Regions from separate parts of the Homo sapiens genome. Here regions 2 and 3 are each linked to region 1. A link is a loop called in an ENCODE intact Hi-C map of the cell type or tissue named here. Cell type or tissue: Caco-2. All regions are shown on one strand.

The links. Hi-C counts contacts between places; a loop is a spot of excess contacts. Peaks named below come from ENCODE experiments on the same cell type or tissue, not always from the same donor. Only the 100,000 strongest peaks of a DNase experiment are listed, where the experiment ranks them.
Region 2: it touches region 1 in a loop (9-fold over the local background); 9 of 110 quality-filtered maps call a loop at or near these places.
Region 3: it touches region 1 in a loop (9-fold over the local background); 5 of 110 quality-filtered maps call a loop at or near these places.

The regions. Positions count from the first base shown.
Region 1 is chr1:43,049,088-43,057,087 of GRCh38, forward strand. No RefSeq gene overlaps it. Among named protein-coding and RNA genes, the nearest start is that of SLC2A1-DT, 94 kb to the left of the region's middle. In Caco-2, no CTCF peak of the experiment used is centred here; DNase peaks (open chromatin) are centred at 3,363 and 4,204.
Region 2 is chr1:42,961,128-42,969,127 of GRCh38, forward strand. All of the region lies in intron 1 of SLC2A1-DT (SLC2A1 divergent transcript), which reads left to right. Among named protein-coding and RNA genes, the nearest start is that of SLC2A1-DT, 6.1 kb to the left of the region's middle. RefSeq lists a silencer at 1,551-1,845. In Caco-2, no CTCF peak of the experiment used is centred here; DNase peaks (open chromatin) are centred at 1,732, 2,124 and 4,397.
Region 3 is chr1:42,975,608-42,983,607 of GRCh38, forward strand. SLC2A1-DT (SLC2A1 divergent transcript) reads left to right here. Exons shown (of 4, transcript NR_033967.1): 4 at 7,518-7,751. Among named protein-coding and RNA genes, the nearest start is that of SLC2A1-DT, 21 kb to the left of the region's middle. In Caco-2, no CTCF peak of the experiment used is centred here; DNase peaks (open chromatin) are centred at 4,514, 4,934 and 5,765; H3K4me3 peaks cover 621 bases.

The DNA.
Region 1 (8,000 bases):
AACCCTGAGAGGAGGAATGGTTGCCAGAATTCCCCATCCAGGTTTGTGTGACTCCAAGGCTCACCTGGCTTCCCTTGATGCAGGTGGGATATGCATCTCCCCCAGTAATGCCTGATAGCTCCACATTGGCTTTCTTCCCAAGAGACCCGGCCTTGGCCCGGTCCTCTGGCCCTGCCCTTGCCCTGGCTCCTCAGAACCCTGCCCCTAAGCCCTCAGTTTTGAGTTGGAGTGTGAAAAGGATAAACACTTCCTGGGTGTGGCTGAGTCCCTCCTCCCTGAAACATTGAGACCTAAAAAAGATGGAAGAGACTTTCTGAACCCTATTTAGACCAAGAGAGGAAAAAAAATAAGGGGCAGGCTTAATGTTTACAGACAATATAACATAACCCAAATGACCGTGTCTTCTCTATCAAGGAGAAAACTCTTCAAACTAGACAAGTGGAACAAGTCTGGCTCACGGGAAGCTGTGGGCCTGCCTGGGCTGGGACCTGGCTGCTCCCAGCTGCTTTTGCTCCATTCAAGGCTGCATCAGGCAGAGATGGGGCCATTCCAGAGGCTCTTCTGGGGAGAAGGGAGGTGCCAGGAGACAAAGCCAGAAACATACTATCTCAATTTAAGCATGGGAAAAATATGGTGCAGCTAGCTTATGACAATCCTAGGCAAAATTCCAGAAGTTCCTTTCCTAAGCAGGGATTATTGGGAGCCAGGATGGGTTCACTTAGGTCAAGGCATGACTAACTCCCCAGATTACTCTTGGAGGAAGGGTAATCAGAGCATGTGTGGGAAAAGGACCACAGACTCAGAATGTAAAAATAGGACTGTGCTGTTATTGCAACTGCTCTGAGGAAGAACGAAGAGAGCTCATCAGCCAGGGTCTGAGATCCACTTCACCCCAGCCCATCACATATCAATGCCATAGGCTTCCCTTTTGAGCAGGTTGACTCAAGGATACTGCCACAATTTGCCTCTTGGGTGGCAATGGAGGAGGGGCTTGGGACATTCAAATGAGGAAGATGAAGAATTCAGAGGCAATGGATACTGATAACATCCATTTCAGAGGGGGTGGTAGTATTTGTCCAATAAAGCATTTAGGATCTTGAAAGAGGTTGCAGTTTGCCTGGGGGAAGAGAATATTGAGAGTCTCTTAGAATGCACGACATGAAGGTCTGCAGGTTAAGGACCTGGTGCCACCAGCATCACAGTCGATTTTGCTGTGGATGAGGCTTTTGAAATGTTTCTCACACATATCTTTGAGGGTAAATGGAGAAATATGGACCAAATCTTAGGGTAGCTCAGCCTTTGCATGGCTGTTTGCACCCCTCTGCCCAGAAGAGAAGGAATGGATTGATTCTGTTGGGTGCGGCTCTGCCTGCGTTATGACCTGGAGCATCAAGCAGTGTGGTCCTTTCACTAACCCATATTGGTCTGCTCTTGGGGCGCCCTGTGAGGAAGGCTGGGTGCACAGCACAGGAATGTCTGTCTACTGTGTGAGAGGAACACTTTGCTGACGTCCCTCCCCGAGTCCTGGGATTGGTCCTGCACTACTGTCCACCTGCCTGCACGGCACGGCCATTTCTACTGGATGCCATGGAATAGAGAGGTTAAAGGTTCAGGTTCTGGAGTCAGGCTGCTCCCTGTTCCAGGCTCAGCTCTACCATTTTTTAGTTGGGTGACCTTGGGACAAGTTACTTAATTTATCTGTGCTTTATATTCTTTATCAGAAAAGGAGGATAATAATGATGGCTAGTTCATAGGGTGAGAACACTGGCTTTCCTTTTTTTGACCTGTGACCCACAGTAAGAAATATATTTTATGTCAGCTCCCAGTACACACATTCCTACATATATGTACATACATGTGTATGTATAACTGAAAAACATTTTTCCAAACAACCCCTAACCTTAACGCAGGTTGACGAACCATGGTCTATTCTATTCTTTTCTTTCATTAAGCAAAATGCTAGTTGAGAGCCATTAAATTGATTTTACTATATACATGGGTCATTGGCCACAGTTTAAAATCTCCAGGTTAGGCCGGGCACGGTGGCTCATGTCTATAATCCCAGCACTTTGGGAAGCCGAGGTGGGAGGATCGCCTGAGGTCAGGAGTTCGAGACCAGCCTGGCCAACATGGTGAAACCCCGTCTCTACTAAAAACACAAAAATTAGCCGGGTATGGTGGTGCATGCCTGTAATCCCAGCTACTCGGGAGGCTGAGGCAGGAGAATCATTTGAACCCAGGAGGTGGAGGCTGCAGTGAGCCGAGATCGTGCCACTGCACTCCAGCCTGGGCGACAGAGCAAGACTCTGTCTGAAAAACAAAAAAGAAAAAAAAGAAAATCACCAGGTTATGGTATAGCTGGAGTAGTGTAGTTTCAAATGCTACAATTTTCTTCCACGTATCACATGTGAAGAGAACCATTTTCAAGCTAGAAAGTGTCCAGAAGAGAATGACCAGAGTATCCCATTCCATTGTTCTTTTTCTTCCTTCCTCTTTCCTCACTCATCCACTCATTCAATGATTATCTCTTCACTCACTTAGTCACATATATCATTGATATAAATTCCTGTTTCACCTAGAAAAGAGACTCCTGGGAAATATATGCTCTGTAAACCATGGGAAAGAGGGGATAAATCTGTTCCTTGCAGGCCTCTGGGCAGAAATGGGACTTTCCGATGGAAGTGACAGGAAGACGCGTGGGGGTCATGGTAGAGGAAGTGTTTTCCAGCCCTGGGTGCCAATGGATGACGGGTTCGGCTGCCCTGTGGGACTTCTCTCTTGGAAGTATGTGATCGGAGGTGGAGAAAGGGGGGTTTCAGTATTGGGTGGAGGGTCGGCTGAGGTTGTTCCTTCACCCTGTGCTCCACCAAGCTCAGGGATCTGCTGCAGCCACCACCAGGGCCACTATGGAGGTGGAGAGGAGACTATGTAGTTGGGTTCTGTGTCCTCACCTTACAACGAAAGCAACTCCATTTCTGTTTTATACAATGGGATTCTCCCTGCAGTTTCTTTTGGAGTGGAGAAAGGCCTGAAAACATTCCACGGCTGCTAAAAAAATTTTTTAATCCCCACACTAGGAGCTAATTAAATCCCTGTGAGTCTCAGAAGCAATCATTTCTAGGATTCTGAGACTCAAATTTTTTTCCTATAAAAACAAGTCCATTAAAATTATAGCATAAGCCTTTGTTTTGCACGCTTAAATCCAGATATAATTGAGAGCAAGAGTTAAAATAATTATAAGTGTGGCAGGAAAATGGATTGAGATGTTATTTTGTGTTGGTGGTTTTTGTCCTTCATTCCAAGTGTTGGGCGGTACCTTTGTGCTCCCTTGCCTTGGGGGTGGTATTGCTGAAGCCAGGCTGAAATGAGAAGTCCCTGGTAGACAACTGGTCTTGCAGGCTTTTGTTGTTTGAAAGCCTGAGTTTTTTGAGGGGATTGGGCTGGGAGAAAGAAAAGGAGGAATGAGATGGAATTGGGTGAGTAGGTCCTGGGAAGAACCAGCAGGATCCCAGAGGCAAGTGGTTGGTTATGTGCTCCCCATTAAGGAGCCTGGATTCCAGGCACCCAGGTACCTTTGATCCTCCAAAGCTGCAGAGATGTCAACCTACTGGGGTATTTGGGGTTTAGAGGGGACCATTATGGTTTGAGGTCTACAGTATTTCTCTAACATTAATGTATTCAGGAATACCTGAGAATCTTGATAAAATGCAGTCTAATTCAGTAGGCCTGGGATGGGGTCCTAAAATTATGCATTTCTAATAAGCTCTGAGGGACTCTGATGTTGCTGCTCCCAAGACCACACTTTGAGTAGCAAGAAGCTAAAAGGGCTGGTTCCGTGTTTTCTGGGCACGACAGAAGCCTTCCAGACTCTTGCATTCTCAAAGCAGGGAGGCCCCTTCCAATAATAACAGAACTGGAATTTCCCATCAGCACAGCATAAAGGGGTGCACTATCAGTTTTAATTTTATTTGAAAGAACTTGCAGACTTGAGTTTGTGATTACAAACACATAGCTGGGGTCCAGGTTGCTCAGGTTAAGTTGTATCTTTATGGGAATTTGAGGGTTATTCACCCTGCCATTCCTTCTGTCTTGCCCCAGGGTTGGATTTAGCAAGCAGCATACATCTGCTCTCCCTTTCCTGGGTTATAAATTCTCTGGGCTTTGTGTACATTGTTTGGGGTTTTCTGAGAAGCTGGGAGTTAGAGGCCTCTTCTCCTGTCCCCCCTTCTCACTCCTGGGCAGTTTAAGTCCCTTGAGGAGCTGCTTATCTTAGTTTCTTTGCCTGGAATTTTATCTGTTCCTTATCTTATCTTTGTCTGAAAGCACAAAATCCACCTTTATGTACCCCATCCCCACCCTCACCTCAACCTAGGATAAGAGAAAAACCAAGGAGTAATGAAAAAACCCAGAGAGCACCCCTGTTTGATGACCTCTCTTTTCAGGAAGGGAAGCAGTGTTAGTGTCAATTCTGCTCGATTACCTCTTCATCTCTACTTCCTTTGCTTGCTTAATGCGCTACCTGGGAGTATAAATTATTTTGTACAGATCCGACAAAGTATAATCCCAGCACTTTGGGAGGCCGAGGTGGGTGGATCATCTGAGGCCAGTAGTTTGAGACTAGCCTGGCCAATGTGGTGAAACCCTGTCTCTACCAAAAATACAAAAAATTAGTCTGGTGTGGTGGTGGGCACCTGTAGTCCCAGCTACTCAGGAAGCTGAGGCAGGAGAATCGCTTGGATCTGGGAGGCAGAGGTTGTGGTGAGTTGAGGATACGCCACTGAATTCTAGTCTGGGCAACAGAGTGAAACTCCGTCTCAAAAAAAAAAAATACGTAAAGGGTTACCATTCCCAGGCTAGCCCTCTGTAGCTACAGCCAACCTCAGGAAACAATTCATTTTCTTTTTTTTGAGACAGTCTTGTTCTGTCACCCAGGCTGGAGTGCAGTGGCATGATCTCAGCTCACCGCAGCCTCCGCCTCCCGGGTTCAAGAAATTCTCCTGCCTCAGCCTCCCGAGTAGCTGGGACTACAGGCACCTGCCACCACACCAGGCTAATTTTTGTATTTTTAGTAGAGATGGGGTTTCACCATATTGGCCAGGCTGGTCTTGATCTCCTGGCCTTGTGATCCACCCACCTCAGCCTCCCAAAGTGCGGGGATTACAGGTGTGAGCCACCACGCCTGACCAGGAAACAATTCTTAAAAGAGGCTTCACCTTCTTTCCACAGAATCCCTAAAAACCCATTTGTAAATGAAGCAATCTGTAAACACCCGTTGCTTGGAATGTAATGGTATCTCATATATGCGGAGCACTTTACACTTTTCAAAGGGATCTGGCATTGATCCAGCATCTACTTGCACTAGGGGTGCTGTCTCGTGTAATCCTCCCAGCAGCCCCCATGAGGAGGTATTACCACCCCTTCTCCATATTTATTTATTTATTTATTTATTTATTTATTTATTTATTGAGACAGAGTTTCACTCTTATTGCCCAGGCTGGAGTACAGTTGCACAATCTTGGCTCACCGCAACCTCCGCCTTCCAGGTTCAAGTGATTCTCCTGCCTCAGCCTCCTGAGTAGCTGGGATTACAGGCATGTGCCACCACACCCGCTAATTTCGTATTTTTAGTAGAGACAGGGTTTCTCCATGTTGGTCAGGCTAGTCTCGAACTCCCGACCTCATGTAATCCACCTGCCTTAGCCTCCCAAAAGGCTGGGATTACAGGCGTGAGCCACCACGCCCGGCCCTTCTCCATTTATTCATCCACAAATATTTAAGCGAATGAGCCTTCCTGACTTAAGCAAAAGTTGTAGAAACAAAGGTAGACGTGCTGACTATACAAAAGGAAAAAAAAAGGAGCTTAAAGGGATAGAAACCTGTACCTATGGCTTCCTTGGCCCATAAGGATGCCCCTCTTAGTATCTAAGGGATAGGAAAAAGTGATCAATGGGAAGCACTGAGATGATGGTAAGAAGGGACTCTGATCTCCTCAGCTAGGCAAAGCCATGGGAGGAATTTCTCTCCTTGGGTCTACAGTGAGTCAGTTCTCTGGGAAGTGGGTTGGGTGAATGCTGGAATTTCCTAAGTGGTGGGAGCCTGAATGTGCCGGGTCTTGTATCTGAAGAGGTGAGAGATTTAGAGCAAGGCTGTGCCTAAGCTTGGAAACTAGGTGACAGGCCTTGTCCAGCAGCACTGGCACCAGGAGTCCCAGAGTCGAGCTCAGCTTTTCCATTGACCACCCATGGGGCTTGGACCAGAACCTTTCTGGTTCTAAGCCTCAGTTTCCCCTTCAGGAAAATGGAGTGGTTGGATGGGATGCTCTGAAGGTCTGAGACTGCTCTGGTCTTCTAGGGTTGACAAGGGAAATGGCTTCCTTGCCTTTGAGGCTGAATCTGATTTCTTTCCTTCTTGTTTTTTTTTTTTTTTTTTTTGAGACGGAGTCTCGCTCTGTTGCCCAGGTTGAAGTGCAGTGGCAAAATCTCCGCTCACTGAAACCTCCGCCTCCCGGGTTCAAGGGATTCTCCTGCCTCAGCCTCCCAAGTCTCTGGGATTACAGGTGCGCACCACCACACCTGACTAATTTTTGTATTTTTAGTAGAGACAGGGTTTCATCATGTTGGCCAGGCTGGTCTCGAACTCCTGACCTCTCGTGATCCACCCGCCTTGGCCTCCCAAAGTGCTGGGATTACAAGTGTAAGCCACCCCGCCCAGCCTGGATCTGTTTTCTTTAGGGGGAGTGGGGTTGGGAGTGGGGTGGGGAGCACACGCAGGTACAGTCACACGCATGGGAGGCTGTCCTGTGCCAGGTGCTGGAGATGCAGCAATGAGCAGCGCTGACCCAGGTCCTGGCCCTTGCTCTTGGGGAGCTCACAGAATGTCAGGAAGGACAGACACTGAACAAGGAATTAAACAGTACTTCACTGAGTTAGGAGAGAGACCACGATGATGAGAAGGAGCCCACATGTGAAGGGCAGAAGGGAGTTCCAGGCAGAGGGAGCAGCCACACACAGGCTATAGGCAGAAACACAACCGCCATGCTTGGGCAACAGAGAAAGCCTGAGTGGCACAGTGGTGAGGGGAGATGGATGGGCAGTGACATGTCGCTCACAGTCTGGCTTAGGTACAGAGTCCTGTTTGGAGACAGGAAACAGGACTCGGTGACCCCCCTCTGTTTCTTTCTCCCTGTGTAGGGAAGACACACACACCCCCTTGGATATAGCCAGGTAGGGGCTGCTGCTCTTCAGCTGAGCTTTGCAGAAGATCATTCAAGTCAGGAAAAAGTCTGTTCTTCTCCCCCCACTCCCAACGGTGGGGGGGACCTTGGGGTCTCGCCCAAGGAAAGGAAGCACTGCTTCCTGGTTTATGTTGAGATGGGAAAGACTTGCCCAAGAACAATGGCGTTTTTGCAAAACACCACTTTGTTCTGGTGAGACCAGGAGGTGGTTTCCTTCGGGACCTAGCCTGGTCCCACTGCCCCAGACCTGCCAACCACAACAGCCACATGGCGTTCTCTCTCGGACCAACCTTTCATCTGAGACACTTGCTCACGCACAGCTCTGACTGGCTTAATTAACCCTTTGGGCCCCACCCTGCCCAGGCAGGATCATCTCAGGGCTCATGGAGATGTCCTTAGAGATCCCAGGACATGCTGGCCAGGGGAACCAAGTCTGATGGGATGGGGGAACCAATCAGACTTGACATTCTGTTTTACCATTCAAAAGGACCTTCTGGAAAAAGCACTCAGACCTATCCTAGGAGTGTCTCAGCTCAAAAAAGTCTTTAGAGCACCAGAGTCAGAAGGTCGTACTTTTCTTGGTGGGGGAAAAATAAGCAAGCTTTTCAAGGCCACACATACAGTTAGTTGTAGGACCAAGTCTAGAATGCATGGCTCTGACTGTCAGCTTTTAAACATGTACATGCAATCCCCTCACAATAAGTCATAGACACGAGGATAAGAAACATCCTTCAAAGGCGTGTTCTAAACACTTGTTTGCAGAGTT
Region 2 (8,000 bases), 88 kb before region 1:
CGTGGGTGAATGACTGAAGGAGGGAAGGAATGCACGAATGAGTGAGCAGCTAATCTACCTGTGTTGAATGTTCCTTCCCCTCCAGTCCGTCCTGCTGATACTTCCAGTCTTTCCTTAAGTACCTTTTGGGTTTTGCTACTTCCCTCCTCAAAGTCTCTCCACAGCTCCTTGTTTCTTAGCACATCCAGTCTATGCCTTTTCCCAGTTGCGGGTCTGCCTTACTCAGCCCATGGGTCACACTCACCAAACAGCCACCTTGTCCTTCTCTGGGCCAGCCCCATGCTGGCCACTTTCCCAGGGACAGAGACATGTGACCCCATTGTTAGCCTCATGGAGGCCCCAAGCTGGAGGAGGAGCAAGAGGGGAAATGAGCAGCAACAATACCAAGTCAAGCGTAGAGGGTTAAGAATCTGTACAGGTGCAGAACTTGTACCACAGGGGAAGGAGAGTGAGTAGAGAGAGCATCTGGGAAGGGGGAGGTCATGCTAAGCAGGGTTTGGAAGACTGAATAGGAGTTCACCAGATGGATTGAGGGAAGGCCATTCTCAGCAGAGAGAAGAGCATGTGCAAAGGCAGCAGACTGCCAGAATGATTACCTAGGGAACGTGAGAATCTCTGGGCCACTCTTAGAGATTCATGATGGAGCCCCAGATCCGGACTCTTTGAGTCCCAGCTCTGCTATTTACTTGCAAACATTCATGGGCAAACAATGCCTTCTCTTCTCTGAGCCTGAAGACCCACATCTGTAAAATAGATATAACAAACCCTTCCTGGGTAGGCCTGAGGGAAAGTGGATGTTTATAAAGGCTTAGCTATGTAAACTGTACTCATTCTTGACGTGAGAAGTTCAGTCAAATCCCCATCCCATGGTAGGGCGGTGCTTGAGGAAAAAGCACAGTGGCCAAAAAAAAGCTTTTCCTTCACCCACCCCACCCCACCTGCCCACACACAGACCCCCATTACCTTCTCTGTGTTCCTCTCTGTGAATGTTTTATGACCCCTGGAGGCTACTGGTCAGAAGCAAATTCATCAGAAGCTATTGACGCTGCATCACAGACTAGATTCTCAGGTGGACTGGTTTGTTATTTGGGTGGCTGATTCCTTGGAAGCAGAATTTAACTCCAACTAGGGAATGAGCCCTAGAGAAGGCCCCAGGAAATAGCACATGAGCAGAGAAGGTTTGGGTGCAAGGGGAAAGGGGAGCAGGAGGGGCACCTAAGTAGCCCCTGTGGCTGGGGCATGGGGGCTTAGGGAGGAGAAGAGACTGAAGAAGTGGAATCACAGAGGCTCCCAAATGCCAGGTATAGGAGTTAGGGCTTTATGCAGTGGGTAGTGGCGAGCCATGGAGAGTTATTGAGCAGGGAAAGGACCTGAGGAAACCTCAGTGTCCCCACAAGCCTACTCTACCTGAGGCACTAAAGGGGGTGTGAGGAGGCTGTGGAACCCCAGCATTCAGCTTGAACGACCTAGTGCCCCTTCCCTAGTCTGCGCCCACACTGACAGCTTTATTCCCTGGAGGCTGCCTTTAGTCCTGGACGGAACTCGGCCTCTTCTGGGTCCGATTCTAAGCAGTTCCAGCCCCAGCTAGTCTGGAGGAAAAGAGCTCTCTGGGACTGGCTAGCAGGGAGGTGTCAGGTGCCAGGCGGATGCTGGAGCCTAGTGTGTGCCTCAGAGCACGCAAGTGGGTGGGGGAGGGGTGGTGGTGGTGATGGTGGTGGTGGCAGGGCCGTGCAGGGCGGGTCCTAGCAGCTCCAGAGTTAGGAGTGAGTAAGGCGGGCTGGGAAAAGACTCTGTTGCCTTTAAAGGCAAGCGTCCCTGGCAGCCAGGAGGAAAGGTTTTGCTGAGTCAGCTACAATTGGTACAAGAGGGGATAGCAGGGGCTGGGACGGAAGCCCCCCTAATCCAAAGGGTGTTTTGCAATTCAAATCCTCCTGGATTGCAGGTAAACACAGTGATGGATTCCAGGAAGGTCTGATGGGCCAGGCAGGACAGTTTTGTGTGTTTAATGTTTTCATTCTGATTTGCACATCTGCTTGAACCACCTGCTTTCAGAAAGCTTTTCGGCATCCCTTCTTTATCTTCTGTATGCCCTCCGACCCTCTGCAAATGCACTTATCAGGGCTACCACCTGCTCGCTGATGCTGGGGGAATTGAAGGCACATACTCCCCTCCCTTCTCTCCTGACTACCAGGCTTTTCTGTCCAGCTGCCTCCAGGATGTCCCTCTGGATGTCCCACAGGTCCCTCACACTCACCATGCTCAAACCTGAACTCATTATCTTTGCCCATCCCTTCCTGTCCCCACCCTAGAAATGGCTCCTCTAGCCACCAAATTGCCCTAGCCAGAGATCTGGTATCTTCCCTGACCCCTCTCTGTCTCCCTCATTCCCCATATCCAGTCAATCCCGTGGACTTTGCCTGCCCATCCCGTGGACTCTGCCTGCCCTCTCCATGCAGACAGTCCCTCCTCCAGCATAGGCTAGGACCACTATTCATTCATCCTCCTCCCTGCCACCACACTGGTCTCTTTAAAATGCACAGCTGACCACATCACTGCTTTGTTCAAACATCTTTCCATGGCACGCAATAATGTGGCTGAATCTCACAGACATATTGAGTGATAGCAGCTGTGCGAAAGAGTGTGATGTCATGTGTATAAAGTTTAAAAACAGGCAAAACTTATCTCCGGGGTAACAGTAGTTACCCTTGGAAGGGAGGGTCGCGACTCTGGGGGCGGGTGCTGGTAATCAGGGTGAGGCAGGTGGAGACCAGATCAGCAGTACTGATGTTTTTTCCTTTTGCCTCGAGCTTTAATATGACTCAGCACAGCATGTTACTAATCCTGTTTTTATTTAAAATTTTGATATTTTGTCATCATGGATTTTTTGCATTAATTCTGGTTTTTCAAAAATACTGCATTAAAAATATTATTTATCCTGATGACAGAGTCCGCCGCCCCCCTCTACCCCCCTCCACCCCTGCTTAAATTTTACAGGGGAGGTGAGTGCCTTTCTTGTGACACCCTGTTTCTGACCGTGTTGGTAATGTTGTTTCCTCATCAGGGTGCTGGTTGCGGGTGTGTTTAGTTTGTGAAAATGCATTGAGGTGTGTACATTTCTGATTTTCGTACTCTTCTGAATGCATATTTTGCTTCAATTAACCAAATTGAATTTTTTTTTTTTTTTTTTTTTACTTAAAATATTTCTGTAATTCCAAGGGAGTGTCTCCATCTGCTTCTTCCAGTGTCCCCAGCACCAAAAACAGCACCTGCCTCACACTGGGTCTCCTACATTTTTGTTGAATGAAGGAATACAACATTTCAGTTAATTTAATTCCAACAGCAACTCTATGAAATAAGTATTTCTCTATTTTCTTTTTTTTTTCTTTTTTTGAGATGGAGTCTCACTGTTGCCAGGCTGGAGTGCAGTGGCGCAATCTCGGCTCGCTGTAACCTCCGACTTCCGGGTTCAATAGATTCTTCTGCCCCAGCCTCCCAAGTAGCTGGGATTACAGGTGCGCACCACCACGCCCAGCTAATTTTTGTATTTTTAGTAGAAACGGGGTTTCATGATGTTGGCCAGGGTGGTCTCGATCTCTTGACCTCGTGATCCGCCCGCCTTGGCCTTCCAAAGTGCTGGGATTATAGGCGTGAGCCACTGCGCCTGGCCTTTTTCTCTCTGTTTTCTAAAGGAGAAAACTGAGGCTCAGGGAAGTAATTTGCCCAAAATCACACAGGTAGTGTGAGTTCCAGCACCTGGATTGAAAAAATAAATGGAGTCAGGTGTGGTGGTGCGTGCCTATAGTCCCAGCTACTAAAGAGGCTGAGGCAGGAGGATTGCTTGAGCTCAAAAGTTCAAGTCCAGCCTGGGCAACATGGTGAGACCCCATCTCTAAAAATAAATAAATAGGCCAGGCGCAGTGGCTCACACCTGTAATCCCAGCACTTTGGGAGGCCAAGGCAGGGGGATCATGAGGTCAGGCATTCGAGACCAGCCTGACCAACATGATGAAACCCCATCTTTCCTAAAAATACAAAAATTAGCCAGGCGTGGTGGTGTGCACCTGTAATCCCAGCTACTTGGGAGGCTGAGGCAGAACAACCTATTGAACCCAGGAGACGGAGGTTGCAGTGAGTTGAGATTGCACCACTGTACTCCAGCCTGGGCAACAGAGCAAGACTCCGTCTCAAAAAAAATTTTTTTTTAATAAAAATAAAAAATAATAATAAATGGATGACTTGACTCTAGAGAAACTTGTTTTAAATCAAATGCTGCCAGATTCTCTGCCTTTAAAGAAAGCAATAAAAACAACAAAAACTCCAACTGGCACTGCCTGCTCTGATCCAGCAACAGTACAAGCAGTTTGCTTTGCCTGGCTCTTATCGCTTAGATTACAATTATTTGAGCCTTATCTTCCTCTGAGATAATGACCTCCTCTAGGGCTGGGGCTCAGGTATTCCTGTCTTGCCTCTGTCCAGCAAGTTATTTGGCACAAGAAAGAAGCTATAAATGTTTAATAAATGAATTAATCAAAGAATGAATGAAGGAGGAGGCTGACAGTGGTATTTGGTGGGTGGACCACAGGTTTTGGAAACAGACCTGCTAGCTATGTGTCTTTGGGCATGTTACCTCACCTGAATCTCAGTTTCCCCAACTGTAAGATGGGGATAATAGCAGTACTCACCTCTAAGAATTATTGTGAATATGAAGTAAGGAAACGTGTATCAGGTGACTATCCTACAGTAAATACTTGAAACGTGGTAACTATTATTATTTCCATTTTTTTACATTCTCAAAGCCTGATTTTCTTCAGGGTTGCAGGGGTCTTCCCCTCTCAATTTCCACGTATTGTTTTCTGGAGGTCTGTGAGGTTGGAAGAAGAGGACCTGATGATGCCTCCCCGAGGAGCTTTTCTTCCCCGTGGGGTGGGCAGAACTCTGGAACGTTCCAAAAGTCTGGCTTCATGGCCCAGCTCCACCTTGTGATTGGCGAGTTCCTTATTACCAGTGAGCCTCAGTTTTCTCTCTGTAAAATAAGGCCCATAATAATCTTTTTTTTTTTTTTGAGACGGAGTCTCACTCTTTTTGCCCAGGCTGGAGTGCACTGGCACAATCTCGGCTCACTAAAACCTCTGTCTCCCGGGTTCAAGCGATTCTCCTGCCTCAGCCTCCTGAGTAGCTGTGATTACAGGCGCCCACCACCACGTCCACCTAATTTTTTTGTATTTTTAGTAGAGACAGGGTTTTACCATGTTTGGCCAGGCTGGTCTTGAACTCCTGACCTCAAGTGATCCACCCGCCTCGGTCTCCCAAAGTGCTGGGATTACAGGTGTGAGCCACCGCGCCCGGCCCTCTTTTTTTTTTTTAAGACCCAGAATGATGTTGACCTTGGAGATCTCTGGGGAGGATTCAATGGCTTGGCCCTGGGCCTGGTGCACAGTAAGCCCTCCACAAGTGTTGAGTCTGAGGAAGTAACCTGGCACCCTGAGGCTGGGGGAACAGCAAGGAGACCAGAAGGATCCTGAGAAGCCCAAGGACTGATGGGAAAAACAAATAGCCTGGCACAGTTTTGTTTTATTCTTAGAATCATATTTCTCCAGAGAAGTGGAAAAACAATGCCTTTCATGCCGATATAACTTTTTCTTTCTTTTTTTTTTTTTCTTTTTAGAGGTAGGGTCTTGCTATGTTGCCCAGGCTGGCCTCAAACTCCTGAGCTCAAGCAATCCTCCTGCCTCAGCCTCCCAAGTAGCTGGGACAACAGGCCAGCACCACTGTACCTGGCTTTGATATAACTTTGTAACTCTGCAAAACTCCTTCCCACATGTCATTCCTTGGGTCCTCCCCACACCTTATGCTGCAGGCAAGACTAGAATTATTCATGTATCCACAGTTGTGAAAACTGAGGCACAGAGAAATTAAGCCACTTGCTTGAGATCACAGTGAAGAAGGAATTTGGAAGCAAATTGAAGGTGTAAAACCTGGGCCTCCTGACTTATAGATACCACCATGCAGCAATTTGGATCTGAAAGAAAGCACACAGCTTATGCCCAGACAGAGCAGCCGGTGTCTAGCTGTGCCCGCTTGCCCCGCCCAGCTCCCACCTGGATGCCACCTGGCAGTCATATGCACATTCATCACGGAGGAGCTGGCTGACTCACACATTATACTGGAGCTGACTCATGCTTTGCAAGAGGGAGAGAGAATCGGTTGAGAGCCACAGGAGCCCCTGCTTTCCACATTGAGGCTTGAAATTCATGCCTCAAATCCACCGCAGTTCATTTCTTTAAAAAGGGAAAGCAGTGTGAGCTGGCTGGAGCTGGGGATCTCTGGACTCAGAGAAGAGTGGTTTGGTTCAACTCTGGGCTCTGTTACAAGTTGGCTGGGTGACTTCGGGCAAGTCATTGTCCCTCAGTCTCTTCAGCTTTGTAACAAAGGGGTTGCAACAGATAAGCGCCAAGACTCTTCAAGCGTCTGAAAGGCTGTTCTTGCTCTGGGTTGAGAAACCTTGTCATAATAATGTTGTATGTGTTGCTAATTTACTATGTGCCAGGTAAGTGATTGGTATGGAGTTATTAATATCTCATTTAATTCTCATAACGAATTCTAGATTTACTGTTTTTTATCCTGTTTCTCAAAGGAGGAAACTGAAGCACAGTTTCAGAGTGATTTGCCCAGGGTTGAGTAGGTCAGCAAGTGGCCGAGCTAATAATTGAACCTGGTTTGTCCCCAGACTTTGTATAAAATCTAGTCTAAGGCCGGGCGTGGTGGCTCATGCCTGTAATCCCAGCACTTTGGGAGGCCAAGGCGGGTGGATCACAAGGTCAGGAGTTGGAGACCAGCCTGGCCAACATGGTGAAACCCCATCTCTACTAAAAATACAAAAATTAGCCAGGCGCAGTGGCAGGCGCCTGTAATCCCAGCTACTCGGGAGGCTGAGGCAGGAGAATTGCTTGAACCCGGGAGGCAGAGGTTGCAGTGAGCCGAGATCGTGCCACTGCACTCCAGCCTGGGTGACAGAGCAAGACTCCATCCCAGAAAAAAAAAAATCTGCTCTACACCTTTATCCTGTTAGACCTCAGTTTCCTCACTTAAAATTAAACTACATGACATAAATTTTACCATTTTACCTATTTTAAGATTACAGTTCAGTGTCATTAAGTGCATTCACACTGTTGTGCAACCATTGCCATCATCCATCTGAACCCACTAAATAATAATTCCCCATTCCCTGTTACCCCTAATCCCTGGCAACCTCCGTTCTACTTTCTCTGTGAATTTGACTACTCTAGGTATCTCATTTAAAGTTTCCTCATCTTTAAAACTACGATAATAAAGATCAAGTGTTATTCAATCCTTCTCCCAGTAGCGCGGTTGGCTCAGACTTGAATTTAAGTCCCAGTTCTATTCACCTACCCCTCAGGCAGGTTGCTTAACCCCTTTGCCTCCCTCATTCCCATGTCCCTAAAGTTGGGCTGGTGGACCCTGATGGGATGATCACAGGAGACAGTGGGGATGAAGGTACTTGGAAAGCCCAATGCCACTTCTAGAACTTGTTATACCATCTTCCTGGTGGGCTGGAACCCTGGCTTAGATTTATAGGTGTGACAGCTGGGGAGGCTTTAGAATGGCACATTACAACCTGGCCAGTGCCCAACCCAACATTTGGGGCTGAGGCTGGGAGGCAGAAGCCACATCAAGGAGGGCTTTGACTGTTTGGCTATAGAGCCCTCCCCTCATGGAGCTTACATTCCAGCCTGTACACCTGGTATTGTAAAGTGGCTGGTGTAGTCTTTACTTACAGAGACTGCTCAGGCAGTAGTCTGTCCTGCGTGTTTCTTTTAACTGGTTCCTGCTCAGGCAGTAGTCTGTCCTGCGTGTTTCTTTTAACTGGTTCCCGGAGGCCTGGTCTTGTGGCTGAGAGTCCTATCTTCCCTATTTCCTTAAAGTAATGATTGTTAGGATATTTTGGTTGCAAGTATCAATGCATTTAAACCAGCTGTCAC
Region 3 (8,000 bases), 73 kb before region 1:
TTGTCTCTAAGATGGACTTGATAATAATGAAAGCTACCCCTCACAGGGCTGTGGTGAGGATGAAGGGGTCTGGCAGCACATGTAGAATTCTTAGAGCAGGCTTTTTTCCTGCAGAGTCTTTGTTGCTATCATCATCATCATCATCATCCTCATCCTCATCATCATCTACCTCCAGGGATTCTTGGGGGGCTTAAACAAGGCAGGTTGTACAAATTATCTGGCACAGACGTCATTAAATAATAACAGGGCAGAGTGACGGGTGCTGTGATACAGGGAAGAGCTGGGAGAGACACAGGAAAGAGAAAAGACTTCTGTCTGGCTGGGTGGAAGAAGGGTGTGGAAGGTATGGAAGCCAAGGGAAAACTTCCCCTTTGCCCTCTGAAGGTTCACTGAAAAGTCAACTGACAAAAGGCAGATGAATAGCAGAAATGGCATGCAAATTTATTAATGCGCACACAGGGAGAACCACAGAGTGATTGATTACTCCCCACTCTGCAATGGGGTGCAGAAGCTTATATGCCATCTTGAGGTTACAGAAAGAATGGGGGCTTGGGGCCTGAGCGCAGTGGCTCATGCCTGTATTCCCACCACTTTGGGAGGCCAAGGTGGGTGGATCACCTGAGGTCAGGAGTTTGAGACCACCCTGACCAACATGAAACCCCGTCTCTACTAAAAATACAAAAAATTAGCTGGGTGTTGTGGTGCGCACCTGTAATTCCAGCTACTCGGGAGGCTGAGGCAGGAGAATCACTTGAACCAGGGATGCTGAGGTTGCACGAGCTGAGATCGCACCGCTGCCCTCCAGCCTGGGCAACAAGAGCAAAAAAAAAAAAAAAAAAAAAAAAAAAGAAAGAAAGAAATGAGGGAGGGAGGGAGGAAGGAAGGAAAGAAAGGGAGGCTTGGATCCTGGCAAAACAGTTTATGAGATGGGGAGAAGAGGAGGCCTCCCTAGCAAAGGTGGTCTTGTTATGTAGATGAAAGCTCACAGATAGCAGCTGTCAGAGAGAGTAGACCTTTGAAGGTACCAGACTCTCATCAGTTAGTCTGTCCTAGATCTGACAAGGGAAGGTCCGCAGAGGAAGCCTGCCTGCATCAATGCAGATGTCCCTATAGATGCAGGTCTCCCCTACAAAAGACAGCTTTGCAGGCCTACTTCTGTTCCCAGGCTCTCTGAACAGCCATCTCAAAATATGTCAAAGAAGTATATTTTGGGGTGAAATATTTTTATTTGCTGCAAAGCCTCGCTCAAAGGACATGTAGAAGTTCCCTGTGTAGATGAGGGGAAGACAGAAAGATGAACTTCTATCATCTTTGGTTGTGAGAGAGCAACCAAAGATAAGGAACATGGAGCAGTTTCATGAGCTGCGTGCTTGGAGTGAAGGGCGTGAGGCTGCACGGGAGCACTGGGGCCAGATTGCAGAGGGCTGGGAATACCTTGCTGGAGGGTTTAAACTTGACCTGGTAGGTGAGGAGTTCTTTTAATTTTTTTTTTTTTTTTGAGACAGAGTCTCGCTCTGTCACCCAGACTGGAGAACAATGGCGCAATCTCAGCTCACTGCAACCTCTGCCTCTCTGGTTCAACTGATTCTCCTGCCTCAGCCTCCTCAGTAGCTGGGATTACAGGCACACGCCACCACACCCGGCTAATTTTTGTATTTTTTACTAGAGACAGGGTTTCACCACGTTGGTCAGGCTGGTCTTGATCTCCTGACCTCGTGATCTGCCCGCCTCGGCCTCCCAAAGTGCTGGGATTACAGGCGTGAGCCACCGTGCCCGGCTTTGGTGAGGAGTTCTTACCCGTCTAAATGGCAGAATCACCCAGGGCACTAAAAATAAATACTGTTTTATGGTCCTGCCCAACAGTATTCTAAGTCAGTAGGTCTCAAGTGGGACTCATAAATCTTTACATTTTTCCTTCAACTTTTATTTTAACTTCAGGGTTACATGTGCAGGATGTGCAGGTTTGTTACATAGGTAAACGTGTGCCATGATGATTTGCTGCACTGATCATTCCATCACCTAGGTATTAAACCCAGCATCCATTAGCTATTCTTCCTGATGCTTTCCCTCCCCCGATCCTACCCCTAACAGCCCCCAGTGTGTGTTGTTTCCCCCTCCCCAATGTGTCCATGTGTTTTCATCATTCAGCTTATAAGTGAGAACCTGCAGTGTTTGCTTTTCTGTTCCTGCATTAGTTTGCTGAGGATAATGGCTTCCAACTCCATCCATGTCCCCACAAAGGACATTATCTTGTTCCTTTTTATGGCTGCATAGTATTCCATAGTGTATATTTGCCACATTTTCTTTATCCACTCCATCCCAGATGGGCATTTAGATTGAAGAATCTTCACTTTTTAAAGCTTCTCAGGAAATTCTGATGCCCACCCAGAATTGGGAACCTTTGCCATGGAAGAGGGTGGGGGGATATCTTTAAACAGGAATAGGGTCCATTGAGATGCCCACCCCAGACCTCCAATATATGGGGAGAGAGCTTGAGAAGGTGGGAAGTGTGTGTAGGAGACTCTGACCCCCAGCCTTCCACCCCTCTCCAAAGCAGTCCCACACTCTGATGTTTACCACCAGGGCTGACCCCTGGAAGTGCCTCTTCCCTATAGCCCTCTGGATCCAGCAAGGACAGACAGCCTTCCCTCCTTCCTTCCTTCTTCCCAACAGTTTTTGAGCCCCTCCACGATGTGCTGAGCATGCTGTTGGGTACTGAAAGTGAATAAAATAGGTAGTTTCTCCCCGCAACCTCCTGACCTAAAGCTTTGGGTGATTCCTGCTGTTTTGGCTCTGCTAAGCATGAAGTGCGTGTCATCAGGCATGTGGCTAAGCACAAGAGAGCTGGGACAGGAGTCCACCCTGGGGGCTCAAGCAGTGGCTGCAGGGCTCAGTGGTCCAGCCTCCAGGCCCTGTGGCTTCCTGGTTCCCCCTTCTCACAGGCCCGGTCTCTTGTCCTGGCTCTAGCCTTGCAGGCCAAACTCCCAGGCCGTGCCCTCGGTGCCCCCTACCAGGGGGGTCCTGGTGCATGGGGTAGGAGTGAGCTGTGCAGCCGCCTTCCCACCTCATCTTACACAGGAGACAACAACATTGGGTAAGGTCTGAGCAACTCTTCCCAGGGGCAGGGTTAAGGATCATTTCCTCACAGGGGTAGCAGAAACAACAAACACAAGGAAATGACAGGGATGCCGAGGATTTCAGAGCACACAGCTCCGGTCCAGGACGGACTCCCACAGAGAGATGGGGGGAACGCTCCCGGGGCAGCTTCCTCACCTCCCTCTTGGAGTCGGCTCTTGTGTCTTCATGCTGTGTTCTGTTGTTTCCTTTCATCAGGATCCCTTGCCCACACCAACCCCACCCACACCATCACCGATGGCACTGTTTCACTCGCTCATTGCCATTCATTTACTTCTTCCTTTCTCATTCAACACATAGGTACCATGTGCCAGGCACAGGATAAAGCCATAGGCAATATACAGCCTCATGTGGTGTTCCCAGTTGGATGGGGTCACCAACACAATCAGACAGCTCTAATATAACATGATAATTGCCACTGTGGAGTTGTGCATAGGGTGTTATAAAACCAAGGAGTAACCCAGGGAAGGCTGATTCTTGAAGAATGAGTAGGAATTTATGCAGCGCATACCAAGCAGTGAGAATAGCAAATGCAAAGGCACGAAGTTTGTGATGGCTACAGCATGGCAGGTTCAGGGGAGCAGAGGGAGTGGAGGCAGGGAGATGAGCAGGGGCATCCATGAAGGGCCTGGGAAGCTGGGCTGAAGAACTAGAACTTTCTGCCTTAGGCAGTGGGCAGCCATTGGAGGATTTTAGGGAGAGAAGGGACATGGTCAGATCTGCATCTTTTTTTTTTTTTTTTTTTTTTTTTTTGAGATGGAGTCTCACCCTGTCGCCCAGGCTGGAGTGCAATGGCGCAATCTCGGCTCACTGCAACCTCCACCTCCCGGTTCAAGCGATTCTCCTGCCTCCCGAGTAGCTGGGATTACAGGTGCCCGCCACCACGCCTGGCTCATTTTTTGTATCTTCAGTAGAGACGGGGTTTCACCATGTTGGCCAGGCTGGTCTCCAACTCCTGACCGCCCGCCTTGGCCTCCCAAAGTGCTGGGATTACAGGCGTGAGCCACCACACCCAGCCAGATCTGCCTCTTAGAACAATGCTATGGAAGTTGATTTTGGGGAATGGGTGGAAGAGGCAGAGGTCAGGCAGAGTGTTCAATAAAGAGGATCAGACAGGCCAGGTAGGAGAAGCTGATGCCTAGCCTAGGACAGGGCAGGTAGCTCAGCAAGTGTGAGCACCTCTCAGTGTAAGAGCTGAGGTGGGAGAGGGGCAGATGGGCTGTGGAGCTGGCCACACTAAAGGCAGCTGTGTGTTTGCAGGGCTCAGGACCAAAGGGAGGCTGAGTCAGGAAGGCACTCCTGGGCTTCTGGCTTGAGCAGGCTCAAAGTCAACAGATGCAGCTGCATCTGTGTCTAGCGATTGGGAAGGTCCACAGCAGGACTCCAGCTCATACCTGGGAGTCAGGGCAAAGTCCAGCCTAGGGAAGAGCCCCCAAGAGCCAGGCTGGGTGTCAGGTGGGGCCCTTGTCCTGAAGGGAGAAGAGACTACAAGGTAGAGCACCAAGCACACCTGGCTCTGGCACCTTTACGTCTCTGGCCACTTCTCTCTTATGGCTCCCTGTAACAATGAGATACGGACACCTGGAGGCACCTGGGGCTAGTTTCTTCCTCATACCTGCCCCGCTCCGATGAGGCTCCCTCCAGGCTCCGCATCTTGACTTAGTTACAACCTGATCCTGAGCTGGGACCCAAGGGTGTCCTGCTCCTGGCTCCAATCTCCTGGTGAGGATGAACTTTGGTTTGGCTCCACCTGCTCAAGTGCCTTCGGAAGTGTGCCCACCTTGCCAGCCTCGTCAGAATGCAGTCTCAGGATGATGAAAGAGTTCAGGAAATGCCACCCCAAGGTACGTCACTTTGGACTTCAAACTGAGAGCATTTGAGGAACAGCAAATGCAGGGAGGGACTTTCTCTGAACTTCCCTTATCTGCTTCAAGATAAATCCTCCAAAAGGAACTCAATGGTTATAACTCCCCTCCCCAGGAACCTCATCAACCAGAGAAGAGTAAACTCAGATCACAGGACAGGAGACTGGGGGTCAACACCACCCCCAGACAGACTTTATCACATATCACCTATTCTTCTGAAGGCCCATTCATCTTTCCTCCAAATCATTTACTCTCTCCTAAGTTGCCTGAACCCTCCCTCCGCTCACCCCCTTTAAGAGGTATATATGCTCTCACTGAGGTTTAGGACATTTGCTTTTCTTTCATGTGATGCCCCCATGCATGTAGTATATTTGTGTACCTTTTCTTCTGTAACTCTTTCTTCTACTGTCAGTTTATTTCATAGAGTCAATTACCGAACCCTCAGAGGGTAGAGGGGAAATCTTCCCTCCCCTGCAGTGATGCTCTGGGACTGCCAGACACCTGGTGTCTAATAGACACCAGAACTCACTCCCAACAGCCCATTTGGGCAATTAGTCGCTCATATGATAAACATTTTTTTAAACCCCCAAAGTGTACCAGTCCTTGGACTGAAAGCTGGATTTACAAGGTCAAATCAGATTCAGTCCTTGTGATAGAAGAGTTCATAATACAGTGGAGCCAAACGCATGAAACATAACACAGCCTATTACAACACAACGCGACATGACAGCTTCACACATCCCAACACAGGATACAAGGGCTCAGGTCTGGTTTCTAACTTCTGGGGCCTCAGCTGAGAAAAGGGCAGCTCCCAGTGAAAGGAGGCTTATTAATTAGGGAGGGAGCTTATTGGAATGTCAGCAGTGGAATGCAGAGGGGAAGAGACTCTAAGTCAGACTAGCTGCTTCAGTCCTGGCACCATAATCTTGGATGGATGACAGAACTCTCTGTGCCTTAGTTTCCACATCTACAAAATGGAGAGAATAATAGTGTGTATGTCATAGGGCTTAAGGATTAATTGAGATAATACACGCAAAGTGCCTGGCACAGTGCCTAGAAGGTATAGCAAGCACAATAGCATTAGCTGTGTGGTTCTTGTTGCCATAGAATTATAGAACCTGATTATACTCTTAGGTTCTTGGAGTCAGAGAACTGTAGAATCATAGAACCCTAGGACCTTAGAACCTTAGACATAGAGGTTTATAAATATATATAAATATAACGTGCACCAGAATATTAGCTAGGAGGGTGAAGAAGGGAGATCTCCCCATTCCTTCAGATTGAGGCGAAATGTCCTCTAATGCCTGAGTTCCAGGGCTGTCACATTCAGTTGCTCAGGTTGTACCTAATATACCTCTAAAGAAGGCCATTCACATAGACTTCGATGTGAATGGAGTTCCTTAGACGCAGCATGACATGCACCATTGCGTGAGAAAGCCCACATTTCTCCCAGAGAAGTCGGCTAAGTCCCAGGGGGCTTACACTTAGTACCATAATCTCTGCCTCCAGCAAAACATGCTGGCTTTGTCCTGAGCCACACTGACCTGAATGTGATGAAACTGAAACTTGGATTCCATATAAAAATAAAATCACTCCTGCACGTTGTGCACATGTACCCTAAAATTTAAAGTATAATAATAATAAAGTTAAAAAAATAAAAATAAAAAAATAAAATCACTCTCCTTAAGCATTCCCAAGAGCAGATTACACAGAGGTCCAGAATGTTCTGGAGAGGTATCACATCTTGTGAAGCACAGCTTATTGCTACCCAGATGTACAATGAGATGTGAGCTATTCCTCCCTGACCTGTCATCTTTCTGCTCACTTCTCTCCCTCCCTCCCAATTTGCTCCTCAGGAGCCCAGGCATAAGCTATCCCAGGCTCTTGGTGGGGTCTTAACTCAAAGCCCTTATCAAAGCATTTTCCTCAACAAAAGTAGTTCCTTTTCCTAACAGGAATTTGGGCCATATGTTTAGGTTGTAATTTTTGTATGCCTTATCATATTTAGTGCCACTTATAAAACCTGAGACTCACAGAATTTTAATAGCAAATAATCTAAGAAACAAAAATTTTGGAATAACCCAGCCTAAGGACCACAAGTTCTAAGAATTGTGGAGAATTTCAGAATCCCAAAAATCTTAACAATTAGAAGAGGCCTTAAGGGGTCATTGAGTCCACACCTTATTCAACACAGGCATCTCCTCTGCAACATTGCTGGCAAGTGCTGATACTGCCTCTGCAACAACAACAAAAAAGCATACTTCTGAGAAAAATTGGAAGACAGCTTGTTATCTGAACTATGCGTAGACTTGAATAATCTATTTTTGTTTTTTTTGAGATGGAGTTTCGCTCTTGTTGCCCAGGCTGGAGTGCAAAGGTGCGATCTCAGCTCACCGCAACCTCCGCCTCCCAGGTTCAAGCGATTCTCCTGCCTCAGCCTCCTGAGTAGCTGGAATTACAGGCATGCACCACCACACCCAGCTAAGTTTGTATTTTTGGTATTCTTTGTATTTTTAGTTTCTCCACGTTGGTCAGGCTGGCCTCGAACTCCCACCCTCAGGTGATCCACCTGCCTTGGCCTCCTAAAGTTCTGGGATTACAGGCATGAGCCACTGCACCCAACCTGAATAATCTATTAGAGTCTTTATCTCTAAGAAGAGAAATACATCTGAACTAAAGGGTAAAAAATGGCATGTTTTAATTGGTAAGTCTAAATGCAAAACGATGACAATAAAATTTTAAAGGACTGCTTCCTTCTTAAGCTTTATTTTCGTCCTCTGTCAGTGTATTGCTAGACTCATCTTTCCCAGACACCCAGACCTCCCACGAGAGTATGTACATTCCATTTGGCTTGATTTCAAGTGCTAATGTATAAAGCTTCTGGGTTCTGGGTCTGGCAAGCTATTTCTCATGTTCTCTGATAAAATATTGAAAACCATCTCTAAGGTCTTCCAAGAGGGGATATGTGGAAGATACATTTCAATTTTCCACTGCATTTCA